2 separate regions of the Homo sapiens genome follow, and region 1 is linked to region 2. Evidence: chromatin loops called from intact Hi-C (ENCODE). Cell type or tissue: heart left ventricle. All regions are shown on one strand. Region 1 overlaps BCR (BCR activator of RhoGEF and GTPase). Region 2 has its middle 5.7 kb from the start of RGL4.

Region 1 (5,000 bases), 490 kb before region 2:
GGCGAGACTCTGTGGATGGATCAGTGCCAGGGGCTGTGCGGGAAGGGAAACCTTACATCTGTCCTGTTTCTTAGGGGACGAGGTTGTGGAGGGGAGGGTATTCCAGGCAGGGAATGTGGGCAAGAACTCGGAGGCTTGAAGCATTCAGTATAGTCGTCTCTCGATATCCGCAGGAAATTGGTTCCAGGATTCCCTTGGGCAGCAGTCCCCAGCCTCCTTTTTGACACCAGTGACCAGTTTCATGGAAGAAATTTTTCCACAGACTGGGGGTTAGGGGATGGTTTCAGGATGGGACTGTTAACAGCTCAGATCATCAGGTATTAGATTCTCATGAGGAGCCTGCACAGCCTAGATCCCTCGCATACATAAGCCACAATAGGGCTTCTGCTCCTATGAGAATCTAATACTGCTGCCGGCCTGACAGGAGGTAGAGCTTAGGCAGTAATGGAGCAATGAGGAGCAGCTGTAAATACAGATGAAGCGTCACTCTCCGCCTACCGCTCACCTCCAGCTCTGCGGCCCAGTTCCTAACAGGCCACGGACTGATACCAGTTCATGGCCCGGGGGTTGGGGACCCCTGCCCTTGGGGATCCCAGAATCCTTGGATGCTCAAGTCCTTATGTAAAATGCCATAGCTAGCTTTTGCATATAACCTATACACATCTTCCTGTACACTTTAAATCATCTTGAGATTACTTATAATACAGTCATGCACCACATAACGACATTTTGGTTATTGATGGTGGTCCCATAAGATTATAATACTGTGTTTTTACTGTACCTTTTCTACATTTGGTATGTTTAGAAACAGATACCACTGTGTCACAATTGCTTACGGTATTCAGTACGGTAACATGCTGCACAGGTTTGTAGCCTAGGAGCAATAGGCTGTGCCACGTAGCCTAGGTGTGTAGTAGGCTCTGTCGTGTAGGTTTGTGTAGGTACACTCTATGATGTTTGCATGAAGATGACATTGCCTAATGATGCATTTCTCAACATATCCCCTTTTAAGCAAGGTATGGCTTTATCTAATAAAATATAAATGCTTTGTAAATAGTTGTTACAGTGTATTGTTATTACATTTATATTATTCTTATTGTTGGTTATTTCTTTCCAAATAGTTTCATTCTGAGGTTGCTTGAATCTGCAGATGTGGAACTTGAGGCTGTGGAGGGCCAACTGTATGCTCAGAAAGTAGCAGGCTCTGGTTGGAGAGTTGGTATAAAATGTGGACAACAGGGAAGGTGAGGGATAGGAGAGTTGGGGTCATCCTATGTGGGTCTCCGAAGCCAGGCTGAGGGTGTTGTGCTTTCTTTGAGGATGATAGGGAGCCACTGAAGGTTGTTAAGCTGGAGAGGGGATGCCTTTGGAGCTTTGCCTTGGGAAGGTGAGTTTGGCAAAAGTGTGTGTGATGGTCCAGTGGGAGTCAGGTACCTGGAGCTGTTGTCTTGAGGGGCGGTGGGGAGGAATGGGGAGGGATGGAGAGGACAAGGAATATGAGCTGATTCTGGGGAGGGGGTGACAGAAAGGGAGGCTGTATGAGCCTGGGGATGGTGAGCGCTGTGCTGGCAGGTTTCAGGGCCTTTCGGAGAGAGGACCAGGCCAGGAATGAAGAGGAAGGACAGAAGCGTGGGTTGCGGAGGGTGTGTGGAGTGGAGGGCCGGAGCAGGCCCTTGGGCCTTGCGTCCTGGGGGAGGTCACGTGAGAGAAAGAAGTGGGGGAGTTTATGTTGCGGAAAGGCTAAAAGGAAGTGACTGTTAGGAGGTTATGGGATAAAGGACAGAAGCCAGGCTCCAAGTGAGTATAGGAGAGACCAGAGCACTAAATTGGACCACAGTGTCCAGCATTCTGGCAGCAGGGAGGAGGTGGGTGGGGATTCAGGATTAGGGTCCGAGTGCTCCCCGAGTGTCCACCGTCGGCCTGCTCTGTTCCGGGGCAGGGCCACATCTTTGTCCGTGTGCCGAGGAGGGGACTGGTGGGCTGGAGTCCCAGGGGGAGATTATTCCAAGTAGGGGCTCCAGAAAGGTGAGTGATGTGTTTGGGTCTATGGGAAGGTTGGTGACCCCCAAAGAGAGGTGGCTGGGTTACTGCTGAACAGCTATCAGGGTGATATGGCTTTGCAGGGGTCCAGTCCATGGGCCTGACATGTTGTAGCTATGCTTTGAAGGCATTTTCCTGGTGGGAGGCCACCGCAGGTAAGGGGAGTGAAAGGGTGGCTGTGGCGGCTGTTCCCTGTGGCTGGTGGCCATGGATAAGTGAAGAGGAACGTGATGCTGGGCACCATGCTGGTGGTGCCTGGGGCAGAGCCTGGCCTTGTGGGGCTGTGGAGCAGGGTGAGGATCTGGGATCTAGGACTGCTATGCACCGGGCCGAATCGTGATACCCAAGGGAGGCATCTTGTCGTGGAGCAGTTGCATGGGCCCGCCCTTGTTCCCTGGAGCAGCTGGTGAGGTACTGTTAGAATTTGGCCCTAACAGGACTGGGCACAGTAGGTCACACCTGTAATCCCAGCACTTTGGGAGGCCGAGGCTGGTGTATCACCTGAGGTCAGGAGTTCAAGACCAGGCTGGCCAACATGGCGAAACCCGGTCTCTATTACAAATACACAAAAATTAGCTGGACGTGGGGGTGCACACCTGTGATCCCAGCTACTCAGGAGGCTGAGGCTAAAGAATCACTTGAACCTGGGAGGCAGAGGTTGCAGTAAGCCAAGATCACACCATTGCACGCCAGCCAAGGCGACAAGAACGAAACTCCGTCTCAAAAAAAAAAAAAAGAATTTGGCCCTAACAAATGCAGGTTGTGATTATTAACATAAGTCTGGTTTCCTCTCTCATGGCATTTCTTTAGTGGCCAGATGGTGTGAGTGGCTCCAGAAGACTCTTCTCTTCTCTGTGCAAGAGCCAGGAAGGCTCTAGAAAGGAATGTCTGAGGAAGCATCGGAGACTGGGTCCCGCCATGCCTGTGTCATCTCCTGGCTTCCCCGGCCCTTGTGAGCCCCGCGGTTGCTTATTTATCCTGCTAAGGCCACAGTCTCAGGTTCCAGAAACTCTGGCAAGGAAGTCTGGGAAGGTTGATGGGGATGGGCTGGCGGGCTGGGAGAGGTGCTTTGTTTTCACTCCTCAGGAAGCTTGAGGCTTCTTGTGGAAGCGTCTGCTGCTTTGGGCTGGGCAGCTGCGCCCCCAGAAAGCCAGCTAGGGGTCTGCCGCCTAATACCATGGGTGGAAACTATTGCAGTCAGCTGTTGGGATGCAGGGGAAGGTATTGGTAGGACTGGGGTGCCCTGTCTCCTTTGTCCCCATGAGTGCAGGGGATAGATCTGAAAGGAGAGGGGAAAATGGATGTTTTCTTCTTTGTCTCTCCTTTCTCCCTGCTTTCAAGTCTGTGAATTAATTGGAGTCATTCCCAAGGGAGGAGGGTCACTTTATTGAATTTTAAGACAAGGCGGGGCCAGGCGCGATGGCTCACGCCTGTAATCCCAGCACTTTGGGAGGCCAAGGCGGGCAGATCATGAGGTCAAGAGACCATCCTGGCTAACACAGTGAAACCCCGTCTCTACTAAAAATACAAAAAAAAAATTAGCCGGGCGTGGTGGCGGGCGCCTGTAGTCCCAGCCACTCAGGAGGCTGAGGCATGAGAATGGCATGAACTCGGGAGGCAGAGCTTGCAGTGAGCCAAGATCCACCACTGCACTCCAGCCTGGGTGACAGAGCAAGACTGCGTCTCAAAAAAAAAAAAAAAGCAAGACAAGGCATATGACAGGGCATGATACTGACGAGACCTTGGACATCAAAGGCTGGAGCAGGACTTCCTCCTAGGGAACATCCTCAGATATGTAGATGTCACCGTGTGGGCTCAGACATCCAGGGTGGACCAGAGCCGGTGGCTTAGGTCTGGTGGTCTGTCCCTGACTGCACTTTTTTCAGAGCTGTTTTGGTTTGAAGCTCAAAGCGGGCTTTTTATTTATTTATTTAGAGACAGGGTCTTACTCCGCTGCCCAGGCTGGTGCAGTGGCACACTCACAACTCACTGCAGCCTCAACCTCCTGGGCTCAAACAGTCCCCTCATCTCAGCATCTCAAGTAGCTGGGACTACAGGCATGCACCACCATCCCCCCAGGTAATTTTTAAATTTTTTGTAGAGACAAGGTTTCACTATGTTGCCCAGGCTACAAGAGGACTTTAACTTTTTTTTAATTAAAAAAAAATTTTTTTTGAAACAAGGTCTCACTCTGTCGCCCAGGCTGGAGTGCAGTGGTGCGATCATGGCTCACCGCAGCCTTGACCTCTCCAGGCTCAGGCGATTCTCCCACCTCAGCCTTCTGAGTAGCTGGGACGGCAGGCACATGCCACCATGCCCAGCTAATTTTTGTATTTTTTTGTAGAGATGAGGTGTCTTCATGTTGCCCGTGCCAGTCTCAAACTCCTGGGCTCAAGCGATCCACCCGCCTTGGCCTCCCAAAGTGCTGGGACTCCAGGCATGAGCCACCATGCCTGGCCAAGGGGGCTTTTCAAAGGCTGGGCTGGGCTGTTCATTTGGAAAAAAGGTTGGGGATGTTTTCACTTCACCAGGACTTCTGCCAGTCAGCAGGCTGGTACATTAGGAGCCCAAGTTTTGCCTGGTGCTGGTGGACGGGTCTAGGCCTGAGAAGCCGTAGTCTCCTAGTGCTTGGTGCTGCTAAGCCCAAAGAACAGAGTGGTTACAGGAAATGGAACATTTAGTCTGGCAGAGGCCAAGGGCAGCAGGTCCCTACTCTGGCTGCCCATGTAGTTAAAAAGTCACACACGTGCGCAGCTGGTCTGATTAATGAGTTTGTTTTTTGATGTCACAGTTTCTGGGCACAGCAGAGCTGGCTCCTCTGCTTGGGGTCTCCTCAGGCTGCAGTTGAGGTGTTGGCCGGGGCTGCATTCCCTGCTGGGGCTTGGGGTTCTCTTCTAAGCTCACCTGGGTTGCTGGCAGTGCTTACCTCCTGGCAGTTGTAGGACTGAGTCCCCATTTCC
Region 2 (5,000 bases):
TTGCAAACCAGAACCAACAACTGCACAGAAACAGCTCCTTATGCGCCATCAGACACTCTCCAGACCTGCCCCTCACTCACAAATGTAACAAAGCAGCATGAACCCAGGCAGTCTTCACTCCTCAGGGCCACATAACAACCTCTATCGGTCAGGAAGCCTTTGATCTGGGCCAGGCTGCCGACCCACAGGGGTTAATTGTGCCTCTCATGCTGAGTGTTGTTTCTCCTCACTGGACTAACCCCCACCCTTCCACCAAGAAGGGCCCCCAGGGAAACTGCTGTTTGACATCCAGGAGCCCATGTGGAATGTTCCAGCAACCTGGATGGCCTTGGCCACCTCTAATACCAGCCTTTCCCTCTGTGGGGCTCCCTTCCTGGCTCTTGCTCATGCAAGTCAATCTAAAGTGGCTGAGATGTCCTGCTCCCTCACCCTCCTGGGTCACCCTGATGGCATAGGCAGGTGTCTGCATTCAAGAACGAGTTACCCACAGGCCAACTTCCCTGGTGTGGGGGACAATGCCTGGGGCCTCCAAACAGCCAGCCCCAGGTAAACAATCCAGCTCTGACACAGCTCAAAGACTGTGTGGCGTACCTGGAGAGACTCTCTGGTCCTGTGCCCTCTTCTGGCTCACTGGATTCTTAGGATTATTGAGAGACTGGGCTTAAAGCTCTCAGCCTAGGGCCCACAATGCCACAGGGAATCAAATCAGCATGACCAGGGATCGAAGACCTCTCCTTGGCTGGGAATGGGGAATCAGGGTTGCAGAGACAAGGGGCACAGAGAGATGCCTGTGCCATCAGAGAAGGGACTGGGGATCTGGTCCACTCTGGGCTCCTCAACCTGAGCGTGAGGCCTTGCTGTGCCATGAGCTCACCTGCCCCTTGGGAGTCCACTGTGACTGCAGTCCAGTGGGGTCAATGTCCACACTGATGCCGGAAAGAAGTCCTGGGAGATGCGGAGGGCATCCTGTAGCGGCAGGCAGTCTGGGTGGTCCACGGGTGTGAGCTTCAGCAGGTCCTGGGAAGGGATGAGGTGGTGAATTGGGGGCCGTGTTTTTGGGGTTCGATGAGAAGCTCCTGGGGGAATGCTCAGTCCTCACCAAAAGAATTCAAAGGGCAGGTACTCAGGGACCCACACTCGTGCCTGCAAAATCTGAACTGAAAATTAGAATCGGAGCAGCAGGGTTGATTCTAAAAGGGGCTGGGCTCGCTTTTCTCCCTGCTGCAGTCATTACTCGTTTCCCCTGGCAGAGGCAGCCGGGTGGAGGCTCATCTCTTCAAGCAGCTGGGAGAGACACCCCACTACCCACCCTGCAGCTGCTCCAAGGATACTGGAGACAAAAAGACAGGGGCTGGGGAAGCAAGATGTTCCTGCCTCGACCAAGACAGCAATTGGCCAAATGCCCTGACCCTGCTGGCATGGTTACCGCAGGCCAGGCAGGCATATTCAGGGCTCAGGATCCCTCTGCCTGACTTTTCAAATGGGCTGTTCTCAGTGACTCTGGCCCCCTCCCACCCTGGGCTCACTCTTGAGAAACTCCTAAGCCTTCTCTGGCCCTTCAGGGGCCTTAACGCTTATGTGTAGGACCAGGATGCTCTGAGTGACCTACTTGGTCAATGGGCTGCTACAGCAGAGCTGTTGGGGAAGGCAGAGAGAAAAAGGACAATGACAGACAAAGAACCACTCAACACCTCAGAGACCAGCTTTGTCCCCCACCCAACCGCCTTGCTCCCCACATGAACACCTGCTTGCAGGAAGCCAAAGTGGGTCCACAGCAGCCCACCTCTGTTCTCACTCCCAGGGCAGACAAAGCAGCAAGAACAGGTGACACACAGCCCCGGTGACCCTGTCCCCTCCCTACCCGTGCCTACTCTCCCATCAAACCTGGCTTCGAGGGCTGCCCGCCAGTCCTGTCCAGGCCTTATCTGGCTCAGAGCAGATGATCCCCTGCACCTCCCACCCTGAATCACACAGCTACACCCAGCACATGCTACAGAGGCCCAGCACACTCTGGATCACATCCAGAAACTCCACAATAGGGGAGGAGACATGCTGTTTCCCAGGAAGGGCAGCTCCCCAGACTTGGTCATTCTCAGACTCCTCCAGTCAAAGGCCGGGCACAGCCAGCTGGGATCGCCATGCTTCACTCTGACCCACACGACTGGCCTTGCCTCCTCTATGGGAAGAGACCCCTCAGCACAACCTCAAACCGAGACATAACAGGACAGGACAGGCTGGATGCTAGAGAGGCCAGCCAGATCTCCACACAAAGGCTCTGCTCTTAAGCAGGAGGTAGCCTGAGGGTCAAAGGTTTCCTGAAGCAACTCAGGTGAGACCTCACATACAAGAGCCCCAAAGAGGCTGCAAAAGCACCAGCTCAGCCAGCCAAGAACCCAGGTGTCACACCCTTCTCAGACCACTGAGGATCGCTGGGATTCAGCAGGAAAAGGTGGACATGACAGCTGATGGACCAATACTTCCCAACACCCTTCCAGCAAGCAGCTGTGCCCCGCCCCTCCCCACATGAGTCACTCAACTTCAGTCCTGCACATGGATGCCTTTGACCATGGGGTCATGGCTTTGGTCTCCTGCCATAGGGGCAGTGAGAGGAACAATGGTGGTCTGGGAAGGAGGATCCTAGACTGGGTGTCCCACAAGACCAGGCTGTGACAGATCCCAGAGCCAATACTCATGCGCCAGCCAGTCCCCAAACCCAACAGCTACCCAAAGCCCAGGATATAAATAGCCTGTGCACTGCTAAGCAGATACTTCAGGGAATGATCTGCTGGCTGTGAAGAAGATGCGGCCTCAGTAGGGTTCCACGAGCCTTCTGCCAGCAAAATCTTCTTTGCTTGGATGCCCATTAGAAACACTAAGGGAGCTCTTCAAAGGAACAGGCCAGACATGGTGGCTCACATCTGTCAACTCAGCATTGTGGGAGGCTGAGGCAGGAGGACAGCTTGAGGCTAGGACTTTTAAGACCAGCCTGGGTGGAACAGTGAGACCCCACCTCTACAAAAAACACAAAAATTAGCATGGCATGGTGGTGCATGCCCATAGTCCCAGCTACTTGAGAGGCAGAGAAGGGAGGATTCCTTGAGCCTGGGAGATCAAGGGTGCAGTGCCCATGATCATGCCACTGCACTATGGCCTGGGCAACACTGCAAAGTCCCGCTTTCAAAAAAGAAACAAACAAAACAAAACAAAACCAAAGATGCCTGTCTCCTGCCCCATCAAATAAATCCAAATCTCTGCAGGGTGACACAGGGTATTAACATTCTTAAATTTTGCCTTTGCTGAAGTAAACATATAGTAATGGCTGAAAACCACTGCGTTATGTAAATACACTTCCTATGACTTATTTGTAGTCCTTTTGTATCTAGCAATTTCTACAGACCCTCTCTGTGGGCTTCGGAAGCCAGAATGGGCAGGGCCAGGTGTGAGGTGTCCTAGGACACTGAGGGTAGAGCACAGCTCCCAGCTCAGGGGGACCCATTTCTGAGGCTAAGGCACCCACCTGGGGCTCAGCCTATCTTCAGAGGGAAAATCACACCTCAGAACACCAGACACCCAAAAGAAAGCTCCAGTTCGGCAGATACCTGCCAATAGACCCTGGAGTGGCTGCCCCAGGGAAAACTGCCATTGCACTGTCAGCTCCCTCCAGCCCTCTCTCAGGTCCCAGCAGGAGCAGATTTCTGACTAAGCTCAGAGGTCTCAACAAATGGCAGGTTGAACATCAGAGGAGTTATTAATAGGCCTATAGTTACCTCAAGACTCCACCTTACCAGGGCCAAAAATGAGTCCTGGGAGGGCAGCCAGAAAGAAAGTAGGGCAGAGAGGAAACACAGGGAGAGGGGCCCTGGGACCACGTCAGATATGGAGGGAACCAGGGGAACGAGAGCAGCCCTGATGATTGTACTCCCCACAGCCCCTGCATGCCTGTGAACCCTGAGAATTCAGGGTGAGGAGCTCACTCTTGCCTTTCACCTGTTCCTGGGCTCTGGCAGGCTGGCCTGCTTCCTGCCCCAGCCTCACCCACTCTCCGCACTCCTCGCCACTGATGTGGGCAGCTGATCTCTCCGGTTTGCTGGGCTCTCACCCTCTGCCCAATGGCACCAAGTTAACTTCTTCGCATGCTTTATTTTCTGTGATTAAAAAGGGAAACAATTCTCACTAACGCCATTTCTCAGAGGAGAAAACAGGCACAGGGATGTTCTATGACTTCCTCACGATCACCAAGCTACAAGGGGGAGCTGGGCTTTGAATGGAGGTCTACCCATGCTCCTAAAGTTGAGGCGTCCTCCAAGGAAAGGACAGCACCTATAAAAGCTCAATGAATGGGGCGGCAGTGTCACCACTAAGCCCGACCACGCTGCTACTCTGATATCCAACTTCCAGCCTCCAGAACAGGGAGAAATACAGTTCTGTTTTTGATGAGCTCCCCAGGCCGTTACAGCTCTTTCTTTGCTGTAACAGCCTGAACTAGCCCAGAAGTGCTATTCCATCATCTGTGTCATATTCCATCATTCAGAAGGGAGTCACTAACCCCTCAGTGCTGTCTCTGTGGACGCTGCCCACCCTAGGCTGAGATGAGGCACAGGGTCTGGGTCTAAATAAAATGGGAAGGCACTGGAAGGTGCAATGTCATAGGAGGAGGATGTCTGAATTTCATTTAATCTCAACCTCTACTGGTGCAGCATGAAAGATGAGGCCCAGAGCAAAAGTGTCTTTTCCCGAGATCACACTGTGGACCCCAGGCCCACTGGAGTTGCATTAGACGTTACCTCTCACCCCTTCTTGTATTTGTTCCATTTCTAAGTGTGTGCAATATCCACAGGGAACACCACACCATGAGTTTTTAAATATTTATCTCAAACATAACCTCATGAGTTCCCTAGGAAAGAGATGCTAGCATAACCCCCATTGTGCATGCTGGGGAGACCCCAAAACACCAAAGGAGTTCTCTAGGGTCTCACAACTGCTAAAATAAAGGCTGTTTG

What was found. Hi-C counts contacts between places; a loop is a spot of excess contacts. Peaks named below come from ENCODE experiments on the same cell type or tissue, not always from the same donor. Only the 100,000 strongest peaks of a DNase experiment are listed, where the experiment ranks them.
Region 1: it touches region 2 in a loop (5-fold over the local background); 1 of 110 quality-filtered maps calls a loop at or near these places.

Annotation. Positions count from the first base shown.
Region 1 is chr22:23,196,361-23,201,360 of GRCh38, forward strand. The region is part of intron 1 of BCR (BCR activator of RhoGEF and GTPase); the gene reads left to right. Among named protein-coding and RNA genes, the nearest start is that of BCR, 18 kb to the left of the region's middle. RefSeq lists an enhancer at 2,612-3,553 and a silencer at 4,981-5,000. In heart left ventricle, no CTCF peak of the experiment used is centred here; a DNase peak (open chromatin) is centred at 3,071; H3K27ac peaks cover 846 bases.
Region 2 is chr22:23,682,851-23,687,850 of GRCh38, forward strand. It overlaps the pseudogene GUSBP11. Among named protein-coding and RNA genes, the nearest start is that of RGL4, 5.7 kb to the right of the region's middle. RefSeq lists a silencer at 2,312-2,606. In heart left ventricle, no CTCF peak of the experiment used is centred here; no DNase peak of the experiment used is centred here.